2 separate regions of the Homo sapiens genome follow, and region 2 is linked to region 1. Evidence: chromatin contacts called from ENCODE POLR2A ChIA-PET data. All regions are on one chromosome and are shown on one strand. The core of a region is the stretch at or near the end of the contact, and the rest is flanking DNA. Distances in the headings are between cores, read along the strand shown. Region 1 overlaps UHRF2 (ubiquitin like with PHD and ring finger domains 2). Region 2 overlaps GLDC (glycine decarboxylase).

Region 1 (7,345 bases), core at 2,379-4,878:
TAACTTTCATAAGAATTTTCCTTCTTTACATAGACACTTCCTTGTTCAAACTACTAGGTGTTTTCTAGCTTACTTTTATTCTTATAGAAATCAGCTAAAAGTTATAACCCGAGACCTCTAAATTAGACCACTAAGTTAAATAAAGCAATAAAGGAAAAGCAAGTCACTAACAAGAATAGTTTCCTTACACTTACCTTTTTAACTGAACTGTAAGACTGACCGACAGTACATGTTAAATCCTTGGTTTTAAGAGGATAAAGAGAACAGGTGGTAGTGTGGTAACTATGGCCTAAAAATTAAAGCCTAGACCATATCATCATGAAGTTCGTGCCATGCCAGGCACAGTGGCTCAGGCCTGTACTTCCAGGACTTTAGGAGGCCGAGGTGAAAGGATTGCTTGAGCCTGGAGTTCGAGACCAGCCTGGGCAACAAAGTGAGACCCCATCTCTACCCCCCCAAAAAAAAAAAAAATCAAAAATTAACTGGTCACAGTGGTGTGCACCTGTGGTCCCAGCTACATGAGAGGCGGAGGCAGGAGGATCACTTCAGCCCAGAAAGTCGAGGCTGCAGTGAGCCATGTTTGTGCCACTGCATTTCAATCAGGGTGATGGAACAAGACCCTGTCTCAAAAACAAAACAAAACAAACAAAACAAAACAAAACAAAACAAAACCTTATGCCAATGTTTAGAGAACTTTTGAACTGATTGAAAATTTATGGATTGATTATTCTGTAATGACCAGAGACTGAGCTGCTTCATCCACTGGAAACATTTCAAGGAAAAGCATTTTACAATCAGGGAAGAATCTGACATCTATTTCAATCCCATCTCCCGTTCAGGAAGCTTGTCTTAGAAGGACTGACTGGAGGTGGTGGCTCACACCTGTAATCCCAGCACTTTGGGAGGCTGAGGCTGGTGATCACTTGAGGTCAGGAGTTTGAGACCAGCCTGGACAACATGGTGAAACCTTGTCTCTATTAAAAACACCAAAACTAGCCAGACGTGGTGCCAGGCACCTGTAATCTCAGCTACTCGACAGGCTAAGGCATGAGAATTGTTGAACCCAGGAGGCAGAGGTTGCAGTGAGCCAAGATCGTGCCACTGGACTCCAGCCTGGGCAACAGAGCAAGAAAAACCTTAGATCTCGGAACAGTCAACTATTACATAGTATTTCCCCCACTCAAGAATTTAACAGACAAATTTCCCCATAAATACATTATGGACATTAATTTCTATGAAAAATTAATATGGGTAAAGACTGTATAGTGGAGAAATGGTCCCTCATTTAAAGTCAACTACAGATCATTTAGCTTGAATGAAATATAATTTTAGAAAAGAATTAGTTCCAATAATTTATGTCTATAAGGAAATAAAATGGAAAAAAAAAACCGGCCACAAACCACCTAGACATACTAAAATAAGAATGAATGCTCAGATTCTTCAGGTATTGCATATCATCTTTGGTCTTTAAAATATATTTAGTTAAACTGTCATATATCAACTCCTTTCCCCTATACTGCTATTTGGCAGCAGTTGCCTGATAGTAATGGATAAGGCTGGGTCAAAAGGAATTTATCAATGATTTGTTCTCAAACTTGAGTATGCATCAGAGCCACTCAAAGGACTTATTAGAACACATACTGCTCAGCCAACTCCAGGACTGATTCATCATATGCCTGGAGTGAGCCCAGGAATTTGCATTTCTTTTGTTTTTAATTCTGCTTTTTTTTTTTTCTTTTTGGGAGGGGTAGAGACAGGTTTTCACCGTGTCACCCAAGCTGGAGTACAATGGCACAATCTTCACTCACTGCAACCTCCACCTCCTGGGCTCAAGCCATCCTCCCACTTCAGCCTCCCGAGTAGCTGGGACTACAGGTGCACACCACCATAGGTGGCTGAGTTTTTTTTGTAGAGACTGGGTTTTGCCATGTTGCCTAGGCTGGTCTCGAACTCCTGGGCTCAAGTGATCCACCTGCCTTGGCCTCCCAAAGTGCTAGGTTTACAGGTATGAGCCACTGCACAGGCCAAGAATTTGCATTTCTAACACGTGGTGCTGATGCTCCTGGCCAAGGACCATTATTTTGAGAATCAATGAACTAAGGCAGTGGTTCTCAACCATGGCTAGACATTAGAATCATAGGGAATTATTATCACAGGGAATCACAGGGAATGAAATAGAATCACAGGGAATGATTAGAATCATTACAACTTTTGAAGACATCAATGCCAGGGAGAGGGAAGGGGGCTCCCTCAGAAGGATTATACTAGAAATTCTATGCGGAGAGGTCTCATGCACCGATTATTTTGAAAACTTCCTAGACAATGTGTAGCCAGGGTTGAGGAACACTAGTCTAAGTAACTAAAATTAATCTAAATAAAATCCACTGAAAGCAGATGCTTTTTATATACAAAAGCAGGATAAAGATTTTCGCAGCCAAATGATGAGTACAGATAAAATTTGGCAGGATACCCTAAGTTGTTGACATACCTACGGTTTAGCTCAATAGAAGTTGCGTGTGTGCTTTTTGCTTTAAATCCCAGGCAAAGTCTAAAGCAAGTCTTCAGCTCATACTTGCAATTAAATATTTATATAAAATGTTGACCTCTGACAGCAACATAGAAAAGTTGGCTATTATCAATTATATGTACCATGTCTGTGCTGAATCACAATACTGCATATTGGTTAACTCTTGGGCTCTTGAGTCAGACAGTTTAATAGATGTGACCCTTGGCTAATTATATAATTAATCCTTGGTTTCCTCATATGAGATTTAATGTAGCTAACATTATAATCATGCTAAATATTACATAGCATCTGTGTAAGAAGTTATGCTCAGAGTCCGGCACATAAGACAACATTCTCTAAAATATCATAAGCTATGCCACAGATATTATTAAAAACACTAATGAAATGACTGCCCTTCAAGACCACTACTTCCCTCAGTCAACATCCTGACTCTTCAACAATAGCTTCAGGGTCTCTACTTGCAAGACTGCTGTCAGTTTTGTGAATTTAGATGTTTAGGGCCCTTAAAAATGTTAATCTTAACTTTTAATATCTTAACTACAGAAAGGATAATTGATGGGAATACAGAACATTGAGGAAGATATACAACTGAACAGTACACACTTACTAAAATGAAACAAGAAAATTTGATGTTTTCTCCCTTTTTTCTTTTACATTAACCACTTAATGATTTATAATTGCCTCTATTACCTTAACATTTTGCTTAAGTCCTCCTCCCTTTTCTGTTCAAAATACCACTAGAAACAAGAGTTTTCATTCAAGTATAGTCTCTCTCCAGTAACCAGGGTTTGGGTAAGGGGAGGTAGTTCTCACAGCCAAGTTGTATGTGCCCACTAAAGGAGTGGTTTTAAAAATGACTTAAGAATTCCTTGAAATCTAAATCTCTAGAGTTTAAATTTAATAATTCTGCTGTCAAAGTTCTCCCTGAGTACTGATTAGGTTGAGTTCTACTAAAACAAGGTTAAGGACAGATAAGTGACATAGAACAGCAATCCAGAAAAAAAACTTATAAATATCTATCTACTTTGTACATGATGTGAACCCAATGTTTGCTTTGCACTATCTGCATAAAGGTGTGAACCACAAAGTTGACAGCTTAACGTAGGCCTTAAGGCTGACAATCGAATATTCACAAGAAACCTTCAACAATTCAAGAAGGCTCACGCCTGTAATCCCAAAACTGAGGCTTGAGGTCAGGAGTTCAAGACCAACCTGGCCAACATGGCGAAACTCCATCTCTACTAAACACAAAAATTAGCCGGGCGTGGTGGTGCACATCTGTGTCTCAGGAGGCTGAGACAGGAGAATCGTTTGAACCCGGGAGACAGAAGTTGCAGTGAGTCAAGATCACACCACGGCACTCCAGCCCAAGCCATAGAGCAGGGCTGTCTCAAAGAAACAAACAAAAAACAATTCAGCCTATGTTCACCAAGAAATCTATAGAAAAGGACCATTTACAAGCAACTAGTAAAACTCAAATTTTAAAACATTTCAAATCTCTTAACATAACCTGTTTTTCATAAACTTAGTGTTTGTATCTGTAATTTTTGAAGGAATAGTGGAGATAAATTAGGAAACAAATTATTTCAGTTATATTTTAGAATTACATCTTCTACTATATCTTAAATTTTTTTGGTTTGGTGTTTGAAACTCCTCTACCTAAGAAGAAACATCATAAATCTATAATGGCTATCATTCCTCATAGACTAAAGATTGTTTTTAACTCTGCTCTGACTGGAGTAGAAGTTGAAAATGCAAGAGAATAGCTATTTATCTTGGCCTAATTCAGCAACGAATTCTGTTTTAATGAAGCTTCATTTCAAAGACTGATAATCTGGTCTAGTAATCTATTAGATACGTAGATTACTATAAAAAACAGCTTTTAAACAGCTCCATTTTAACTGACAAACATTGCATACCCCAGAATAATTCCAGAGGCAGGTTTCTTTCATCTCATGTACAATACATCTCCCTGCTTTTGCTAAATGACAGCTTGTTCAAACTACACTGCTACACTCAAGAGGTTTGCAGACACAATTGTGCACAGGTTTGCCAAATAATGCTTATCACTCTAGGAGAAAAATGAAAAAGTAGTTCTTTGAGAGAAATACCATAAAGCCATAAATGCAATGGGATGGTAACCTATAAGCACTTAAAGCCTATTTAGTTAAAGTACAAAAATGTGACTTTGAGAGACACTGGCTTAGAGGTAAAAATGACATGCTGTCATTACAGGTCATCTAATACAATTACTAACTTCATAGATTCTCTTTGCAGTGCATCATCTCCAATAAGTCTTCCCATCTATGGTTGAAAATGGCCAATGCTAGTTTACTGGCTACTTCTCAAGGCAGACCATTCTCCATCTTCAGAGATATTTGACTGGTAGGAAGTTTAGGTTATCCTGAAACTTCCCTTCTGTGTTATACAGAAATCTCTTCTAAGAGCTTTTACAATATGGGAACAATCATAATCCAGGTCTTTCAAGCTAAGTATTTAGTTTTTTTGGCTACTCTTCACTGTAGTTTTACATTTTGAGTCCTACTCTGAACATGCACCAGGTCCTGATGGTATTGTTTTTAAGGCATGAGAGCTGGAGGACAATATTCCTAGTAGGGAATAGCCAGTCCAGTACAACAGCAGCATCATCTGGTTTGTACTAGGTATCTTACTTCTAATGAAACTAGCCGGGTGCGGTGGCTCACACCTGTAATCTCGCACTCTGGGAGGCTAAGGTGGGTGTTTGAGATCAGGAATTCAAGACCACCTTGGCCAACGTGGTGAAACCCAGTCTCAACTAAAAATACAAACATTAGCCAGGTGTGGTGGTGCATGCCTATAATCCTAGCTTCTTGGGAGGCTGAGGCACGAGAATTACTTGAAACCAGGAAGTGGAGGTTGCAGTGACCTGAGATCGCACCACTGCACTCCAGCCTGGGCCACAGTGCAAGACTCTGTCTCAAAAATAAATAAATAAAATAAAGCAAAACAGATTTACAGCATAACTATATGACAACCACATTCTATCGACTCACTTGGAGCTTACTACTCAATAAAAAAATCTGGCCAGGTGCAGTGACTCATACCTGTAATCCCAGCACTTTGGGAGGTTGAGGTAGGTGGATCACCTGAGGTCCAGAGTTCAAGACCAGCCTGACCAACACGGTGAAACCCCGTATCTACTAAAGATACAAAAGTTAGCCAGGCGTGGTGGCAGGCACCTGTCATCCCAGGTACTCATGAGGCTGAGGCAGGAGAATCGCTTGAACCTGCAAGGCAGAGGTTGCAGCGAGCCGAGATCGTGCCACTGCACTCCAGACTGAGCAACAGAACGAGACTCTGTCTAAAAAATAATAATAATAAAATAAAAAATCTGCTTATTACTACTGTTAGGCTATACCAGCTTTCTTCAATGCATCCTCCATTCAAAGAAGAACTTGTTTGATGACTTACTGAAATCAACATGTACTTCATTATATTTTATAATTCATTTTTCTAATGATCACAAAGAATGAAACTTTAACATGCTTTGTATCACAACCATATCGGGCTCATAATGATTCTTTTATCCAGGAGCTTATTTATGTTATACATCTCATATTTTATATAGTCCTTTCCTCTTTTTAAAGAGGTGACATTTACCTGTTACTAAGCTTCTGTTATCTTTCATTTTTCAAAGAAAGTTCAGCTATCGTATCTTTAAGTTGCCAGCATTGAAACATTTAATTCCATCACGTAAAATTATTTAGGGCAGGTAATTTTAGTCTTTTCACACATGTTGGATTTAGATTCCCCTTTACTTAACATTCATTCTAACTGACAAAAAAAGTTGCCAAATATATGCTAAGGTACTGTGTTTTGTGCTCTAAGATACACCAAACTGAAGGGTAGGTCCTATCCATTGGATAGTCTTACTTCAAAAGCAACTTTAAGAGCCCCTAAAACTGTAAAATTTAATAAGCCTTAGTTCACTATTTAAAGTTCCTTATTCTATGTCTATGTTGTGCCATTCTGCATAATATTATTTGCCAAACAATAACTCTTATTGGCCAGAATCAGATTCAAGGTAGTAGTTTTCCTAATTGTTTCTCCCCTTTCCACAACAAATCTCAAGAACTTAAAACATTCTACTTATTTACCTGTTTTGACACAGCATTTATAAACCCAGAGACCACTTACTATTAATACACCAACTTCAACCCCTTTCTACCCCAGCCTCAGTTCAGTTCTGGCCAATCTCAGATCTAAATACTCAGATAATCGTTGGTACTATTACCATCTATCATGTCAAGTAAGCAGTGTTGGCCGCTTAGCCACAACCACAATAAGTACCAGAAAAGTAAAGATTAAAGGGATCTACTTTTGATTCATTTCCAGATATCCTGGAAATCTGAATACTGAAGTGTTGTTATACTGTTTTGTGGTATGAAAAATAATAAGCGTTCTAGGATTTCTAACTCGTACTTGTTAAGAATTTGGTAGCATAATATTTTCCATACATATTAATGTATTACTTGATTAGTGACTTAAGGTCATTTAGTGTGTTTAATATACTAAATCTGTCCCAACAGTAACTTTCGTACTACAATTTTTTAAATGGATAAAGACAATAGTTTACTGTCAGAATCTAAACCCTCAAGACAAGTTCTTAATACCACTTCCATCCTAACAGTTTAAAACCTATTTTGGGCCGGTCGTGGTGGCTCAGGCCTGTAATCCCAGCATTTTGGGAGGCCAAGGTGGGTGGATCACTTGAGGTCAGGAGTTCGAGACCACCGTGGCCAACATAGTGAAACCCTGTCTCTACTAAAAAATAGA
Region 2 (7,345 bases), core at 1,973-4,472, 110 kb before region 1:
GCTTAGCTCCTGCTCTGTGAAATGTATCCTGCTTGTGTATTGGCTTTAAGGAATAGCTTCAATATTTATTTCATCAGATTACATAAATAATGTATATATGCTCAACACGGACATTTTGGAAAATAATAAAGCATGACAAAGAAAATGTAAATGGTCCATGGTTCCATCAATCAGTTATAGCCATTACTAATATTTTCTGTATTTCTTCTCCTCTTTGTTTGTACAATTGATCATACTACAGATAGTTTTATTAGTTTGTTGTCCAGGCTGAAGTGCAGTGGTGCCATGGCAGCTCATTGCAATCTTCAGCTCCTGGGCTCAAGTCATCCTCCTAACTCATCCTCCCAAGTAGCTGGGAACACAGGCATACACCCGCCACACCTGGCTAATTTATTTATATATATATTTTTTGTAGAGACGGGGTCTTGCTCTGTTGCCCAGGTTGGTCTTGAACTCCTCTGCTCTAGTGATCCTCCCACCTCGGCCTCCCAAAATGCTGGGGTTATGGGTGTGAGCCACTGCACCTGGCCTACAAATACAGTTTTTAGCCTATTTTTTAAATGTATATTATGAGCATTTTCCCCTGTCACTAAATATTCTTTGAAAGTGGCACTGTCAATTCCATTGTGTAGATGTGCCATGATTTAACCAATTGTATAGTTTTTCTTCCCTTTGTTTGCATTTATTACAATGTGGCCGTGAGTATCCTTTGCTTGAAATTTTAAAGAATTTTGCCTGATAATTTCCTTAGGAGAGAGTCATAGAAAAAATTATTATCTCAGAGGATATAAATGCACTGAAGCTTTTGACATGTATGGCTTCAATTTTTTTCCCAGAGACTTTGTGCCAATTTATCTCACAGTGATAACATATGAGAGTGGCCATCACACAGGGGCCTAGTGAGGACTGAGAACTAGACAGAAGAACAAGTAAACAATATATCATGGCCAATTTGATAGGTGAAAATGACCTTATTGTTTTAGTATATGTAGCCAATGCGCTCAATGTTTCCCTAGTTCTTAGTGCCAGCCTTGTCCATCCAGGGTAACTGTGTTCCCCCATCTGTTCTGTCTACTTCCTTCTCCTTCACAGCTGACTCTCTGATTTCACAGCTTAAAATCATGTTGTTTCCATATCTTAAAAAGACATATAACTGCATCCTATTGGTTTTTTCCCTAATTGCTTATTTGTTCATATTTTAAACTTCCTCACGTTTAATTTTATTTAGTAGCAGCCGGGTGTGTTGGTTCACACCTGTAATCCAAGCACTTTGGAAGGCTGAGGCGGGTTGTCTAAAAGTATGACACTTACATTTAATATATAGTACCTAATAATAATGATAAAGACTATGCTGCTGGTTTATGTATTCACTACATAATGCTTCTTATCATTATTATTATTATTATTATTATTTTTGAGACAGAGTCTCGCTTGGTCACCCAGGTGGGAGTGCAGTGGTGTGATGTTGGCTCACTGCAACCTCCGCCTCCCAGGTTCAAGCGATTCTCCTGCCTCAGCTTCCCCAGTAGCTGGGACTACAGGTGTTCATCACCACGCTTGGCTGATTTTTGTATTTTTAGTAGAGACAGGGTTTCATCCTGTTGCCCGGGCTGGTCTCAAACTCCTGACCTCAGGTGATCCTCCCACCTTGGCCTCCCCAAATGCTGGGATTACAGGCGTGAGCCACTGCGTCTGGCCCCCATCATTATTTTAGAGTGTATTCCTTCTACTGTAAAAAAAAAATGTTAACTGTAAAACAGCTTCAGGGCGGTCCTTCAGGAGGTATTCCAGAAGAAGGCATTGTCATCACAGGAGATAGCAGCTCCGTGTGTGTTACTGTCCCTGAACACCTTCCAGAGGACAAGATGTCGGAGGTGGGGCTAGGTGCTGTGGCTCATGCCTGCAATCCCAGCAGTTTGGGAGGCCAAGCCGGGAGGGTTGCTTGAGCCCAGGAGTCTGAGACCAGCCTGGGAAATATCATGAGACCTGTCTCTTCCAAAAAAAAAAAAAAAGAAAAAATTAACCACCATGGTGGTGCACACCTGTAGTCCCAGCTACTTGGAAGGTTGAGGCAGGAGGATTGCTTGAGCCTGGGAAGTTGAGGCTGCAGTGAGTTGTAATGGTGCCACTGCACTCCAGCCTGGGTGACAGAGTGAGACACTGTCTCAAAAAAAAAAGATGAGGAGGTGGAAGACAATGATATTGAGCATCCTGAATCTGTAGGCCTAGACAAAGGTGTGTGTTTGTGTCTTAGTTTTTAACAAAAAAGTTTAAAAAGTAAAAAGAAATTAAATATAGAAGAAAGCATATAGAATAAGGACATTGAAAAAGAAAATATTTTTGTACAGCTGTACAATGTATTTGTGTTTAAAGTGTTATTACAAAAGAGTCAGAAAGGTTTAAAAAATTTAGTTTATAAAGTAAAAAAGTTACAGTACGCTGGGCATGGTGGCTCACGCCTATAATCCCAGCACTTTGGAAGGCTGAGGCGGGCAGATCACTTGAACTCAGGAGTTCGAGACCAGCCAGGCCAACATGGTGAAACCCCGTCTCTACTAAAAATACAAAAATTAGCCAGGCATGGTGGTGGACATCTGTAATCCCAGCTACTCGGGAGGCTGAGGCATAATAATCGCTTGAACCCAGGAATAGGAGGCTGCAGTGAGCCGAGATTGCGCCACTGCACTCCAGCCTGGGCAACAGATTGAGACTCTGTCTCAAAAATAAAAAAAGTTACAGTAAGCTAAGGTTAATTTATTATTGAAGAAAAAAGTTTTTTTAAATAAATTAATATAGCCTAAGTGTACAGCGTTCACAAAGTCTATGGTAGTATACAGGAATGTCCTAGACCTTCCCGTTCACTCACCACTCACTCACTGACTCATCCAGAGCAACTTCAGCCCTGCAAGCTCCATTCATGGTAAGTGCCCTACACAGATGTACCATTTTTTATGTTTTATGTCGTATTTTTGCTCTGTCTTTTCTATGTTGAGATATGTTAAGATACACAGATTCGGACCATTGTGTTACAATTGCCTACAGTATTCAGTACAGTAGGAGCAAGAGGCTGTACCATGTAGCCTAGGTATATATAGTAGACTTTACCAACTAGTTTATGTAAGTACACCATGCTGTTTGCACAATGACAAAGTCATCTCACAATGCACTTCTCAGAACGTATTCCCTTCATTAAGTGATGCATGACTGTATTCTGCTAGAATGAGGAAAGAAAGGAATTACCTCAGGTAAGATGATACTTTTTTTTTTTTCTTTTTTTTGAGACAGAGTTTCGCTCTTGTTACCCAGACTGGATTGCAATGGCGCAATCTCAGCTCACCTCAACCTCTGCCTCCCGGGTTCAAGCGATTCTCCCACCTCAGCCTCCTGAGTAGCTGGGATTACAGGCATGCACCACCATGCCTGGCTAACTTTGTATTTTTAGTAGAGACAGTGTTTCTCCTTGTTGGTCAGGCTGGTCTCAAACTACCGACCTCAGGTGATCCACCCACCTTGGCCTCCCAAAGTGCTGGGATTACAGGTGTGAGCCATTGCCCCGGCAAGTTGATACATTTTAAAGGAAGAATTGCAAAAATCCACAGCTGTCTACTTTTATAGGAGGCAAAGGTTTGATCTGAATGGAGTTCCCATTAGTAGGAGGAGATGACTTTGTTAGTATCCCAACGTTTTCTTTATGTTTTAATTTCTTATATGCCTATCCATTTTTTTTTTTTTTTTTTTTGAGACAGAGTCTTGCTCTGTCACCCAGGCTAGAGTCCAGTGGTGCAATCTCGGCTCACTGCAACCCCCGCCTCCCCGGCTCAAGCAATTCTCCTGCCTCAGCCTCCCACTATGATTACAGGTGCCCGCCACTGCACTCGGCTGATTTTTGTATTTTCAGTATAGACGAGGTTTCGCCATGTTGGCTAGGCTTATCTTGAAATCTTGACCTCAGGTCTTCTGCCTTTTTTTTTGTTTTTCCATCAGACAAACAGCGACTTTGCCTGCAAATACCTGTCCCTGCGGAGGTTTCCAGGTGGCCCTTGCTGTATGGGTGGGCAGGGGCCTCAGGGGCTGGGCCCTCACATCCTTGGCTCACAAGTGACCCTGCTCAGTCCCGCTTACCTGACCTCATTCTCGGGGAAACCTCATTCTCGCTTGAACTACAGGGAAACAGCCGGGAGGTTTGATTCTGTTAGTCATGTTCTGTGGATTTCAGCTAAAAGGCTTGACCAAGCATTGATTGCCCAGCAGAGCTTTCCAGAGTAGTTACCCAGTGAGTTCATTTATTCCTCAGCAGCCGCCTTGAGGATGGGGGATAAGTAAGGTCTGGTCCCTTCTCTCAAGGAGGGTTTTGAGCAGCCCTATTTTTTCACAGCACACTCCCATATTGTTCTTACCCTCAGAAGACAATCAACATATGGGGGCGGTGGTTCCCACTTAGATAGCCACCCAACGTTTACCTTGCTTTTCCTTCATCCCCCCCCCTCCTGTCCTCCTTGCCCCTTTCACGTGGTACCTTCTCAGCTGTAGTCACTGTTAGGTCCAGCAGAAACACCTACTCTGTTAACACGAAAAGTTGGTGCTGAGTGGTTTATTCAGTTTCCACTTGATATCGCCCCAACATTGCCCTATAGCAGGTTTGTGTGTCCTAAAAGCTGCAAAGAACATCTTAGGATCTGGCTTCTGACAGCCACCAAGTTGAAATTTCATCCCTTTCAGGGCTCACATAGAGATGGAGAGAGATGCTGGAATTCCACCGCAGTTTCTATTTGAACGCAATAGAGTATGGATTTAGAAAATAACATCTGAACCTCATTTAGAAAATGGAGCTCTTCCTAAACCTCTTGGCTATGGTGGGGACCTCTTCAGATGGCACTGTAGTATTAGCAGTGCTGTGTTGGGCTTGGCTTGACGGTGCCTTTCAGCTATTACTGAACCTCTGCTTGGAAGACTCTCCTCTTGCGCTGCCAGCAAGAGTGCCTCCTCCCCCACTGTGTCTCTCCCCTCCTCCCCTCCCTGCTGTCTGGTGTCATTCCGAGCAGTGAGCTTCCATTAGCCTTCGTCCTCCAATCATTGTCACAATCAGGGCATTTTGTTTTGTTTAAGAGACGGTCTTGCTTTATTACCCAGGCTGGAGTACAGTCACATTATCATAGCTCATTGCAGCCTCAACCTCCTGGGATCAAGCGATTCTCCCACCTCAGCCTCCCAAGTAGCTGGAACTACAGATGTCTGCCACACACCTGGCTAATTTTTAAATATTTTGTAGGATAGGGTCTTGCTTTGTTGCCCAGGCTGGTCTCCAACTCCCAAGCTCAAGCAATCCTCAGCTGAGCATTTAAGAGTCCTGGTATTAATAGTTGATAAAAACTTAGTCTAATGATTTTCCCCTTGAACATTCCACTTACTATTCTGTTTCAGCATTTTTTCCCTATGTTTACCTACCCATGAATAGGATTTTCTACCTCTTTTTTTTTTTTTTTTTTTTTTTTGAGAAAAGGTCTCACTCCGTCACCCAGGCTGGAATGCAGTGATGTGATCTCGGCTCACTGCAGCCTTGACCTCCTGGGCTCAAATGATTCTCCCACCTCAGCCTTACACGTAGCTGGTACTACAGGCAGGCACAACTGCACCTAGCTAATTTTTTGTTTTTTTGTAGAAACAAGCTCTCACTATGCTGCCCAGGCTGGTCTCAAACTCCTGGGCTCAAGCGATCTTCCTGCCTCGGTCTCCTGAAATGCTGGGATTACAAGTGTGAGCTACCATGCCCGGCTGAATTTTCTGCTTTTGAATCATACTCCTTACAGTTTATTCCCCATCATTGTTAGAAAGCATGTTTTGCCTGGGCGCAGTGGCTCACGGCCTGTAATCCCAGCACTTTGGGAGGCTGAGGTGGGGGGATCACTTGAGCCCAGGAGTTTGAGACCAGCCTAGCCATAGTGAGACCCCATCTCTACAAAAAATACAAAAATTAGCTGGGCATGTGGTGCACACCTGTAGTCCCAGCTACTCTCAGGAGGCTGAACTGAGAGGATTGCTTGGGCCCAGGAGGTCAAGGCTGCAGTGAGCTGTTATGGCACTACTGCACTCCAGCCTGAGTGACGGAGCGCTCAACTGTGTCTCAATTTCTTTTTTCCTTGAGACAGAGTCTTGCTCTGTCACCAGGCTGGAGTGCAGTGGCATGATCTTCGCTCACTGCAACCTCCGACTCCCGGGTTCAAGCAATTCTCCTGTCTAAGCCTCCCAAGTAGCTGGGACTACAGGCATGCGCCACCACGCCCAGCTAATTTTTGTATTTTTAGTAGAGATGGGGTTTCACCACGTTGGCCAGGATGGTCTTGATCTCTGGACCTCGTGATCCGCCCGCCTCGGCCTCGCAAAGTGCTGGGATTACAGGCTTGAGCCACCGCGCCTGGCCCCTATTTCAATGTTTTTGAAGTTTTTTTTTTTTTTCTTCAAGCGTGGTTTAAAAATATGCAGTTTCAGTATATTCAGAGTCTTACGCTCTTTATAGTTTTATTTTCAAACAAAACCACTTCTTTTTTTTTTTTGAGATGAAGTCTCGCTTTGTCTCCCAGGCTGCAGTGCAGTGGTGCCATCTCGGCTCACTGCAACCACCACCTTCCAGGTTCAAGCAATTCTCTCACTCAGTCTCCCGAGTAGCTGGAACTACAGGCACCCGCCCCTACACCTGGCTAATTTTTGTAATTTTTTTTTCGTAGAGACAGGGTTTCACCATGTCGGCCAGGCTGGTTTTGAACTCCTGACCTCAAGTGATTTGCCTGCCTCAGCCTCCCAACGTGCTGGGATTACAGGTGTGAGCCAATGAGCCCAGCTCCACCTCTTTCATGTTTATTCATTCTATAAGAAGCAGAGCAGTTCGTAGACTGTCTTCAGGGGCTATTAATTACTGGAGCTATTCTTCACAGGCTTGAGAAGTTATGCTTGCTCTGAGTCTCTATAAGTGGATTCATTTTTGCTGAGAGTGAGGAAAGTGGGTTAAGAAGAAGGAGTACATCATTATCTCATGAGTAGATACTTTCCTGGAAGGAAATTCATCAGTTGGTGGACCGTGGAATTTGGGAAGCCCCGGAGGAATATTGGTCTATTTATTAAAACGCTGACTTAATGGTTTATTCCTGATGATGGTTGTGTGGTCAGTAGCTCATTCTGGGGAGCTACTGGCAGCCTGGACCTAGAGAAGAAGCCTGTTTATGAACTACAGGTCGAATATCCCTAATCTGAAAATCTAAAACTTTTTCTAAAAATTTATATTTATTTTTTTGAGACAGGGTCTTGCCCCTATTACCCAGGCTGGAGTGCAGTTGTGTGATCGCGGCTCACT

Evidence for each region. ChIA-PET counts read pairs that join two places held with the same protein, here RNA polymerase II (POLR2A).
Region 2: POLR2A ChIA-PET joins it to region 1 with 21 read pairs in activated CD4-positive, alpha-beta T cell. The contact joins two enhancer-like sites. POLR2A ChIA-PET finds 5 or more read pairs at or near these places in 3 of 52 experiments (H1, WTC11 and activated CD4-positive, alpha-beta T cell).

Annotation. Positions count from the first base shown.
Region 1 is chr9:6,435,779-6,443,123 of GRCh38, reverse strand. The region is part of intron 3 of UHRF2 (ubiquitin like with PHD and ring finger domains 2); the gene reads right to left. Among named protein-coding and RNA genes, the nearest start is that of UHRF2, 26 kb to the right of the region's middle. Within about 2 kb of position 3,628, at least 2 of the 41 ENCODE cell types and tissues checked have a DNase peak (open chromatin) inside an H3K27ac peak, as active enhancers do.
Region 2 is chr9:6,541,033-6,548,377 of GRCh38, reverse strand. The region is part of intron 21 of GLDC (glycine decarboxylase); the gene reads left to right. It also overlaps the pseudogene RN7SL25P. Among named protein-coding and RNA genes, the nearest start is that of GLDC, 100 kb to the left of the region's middle. Within about 2 kb of position 3,222, at least 2 of the 41 ENCODE cell types and tissues checked have a DNase peak (open chromatin) inside an H3K27ac peak, as active enhancers do.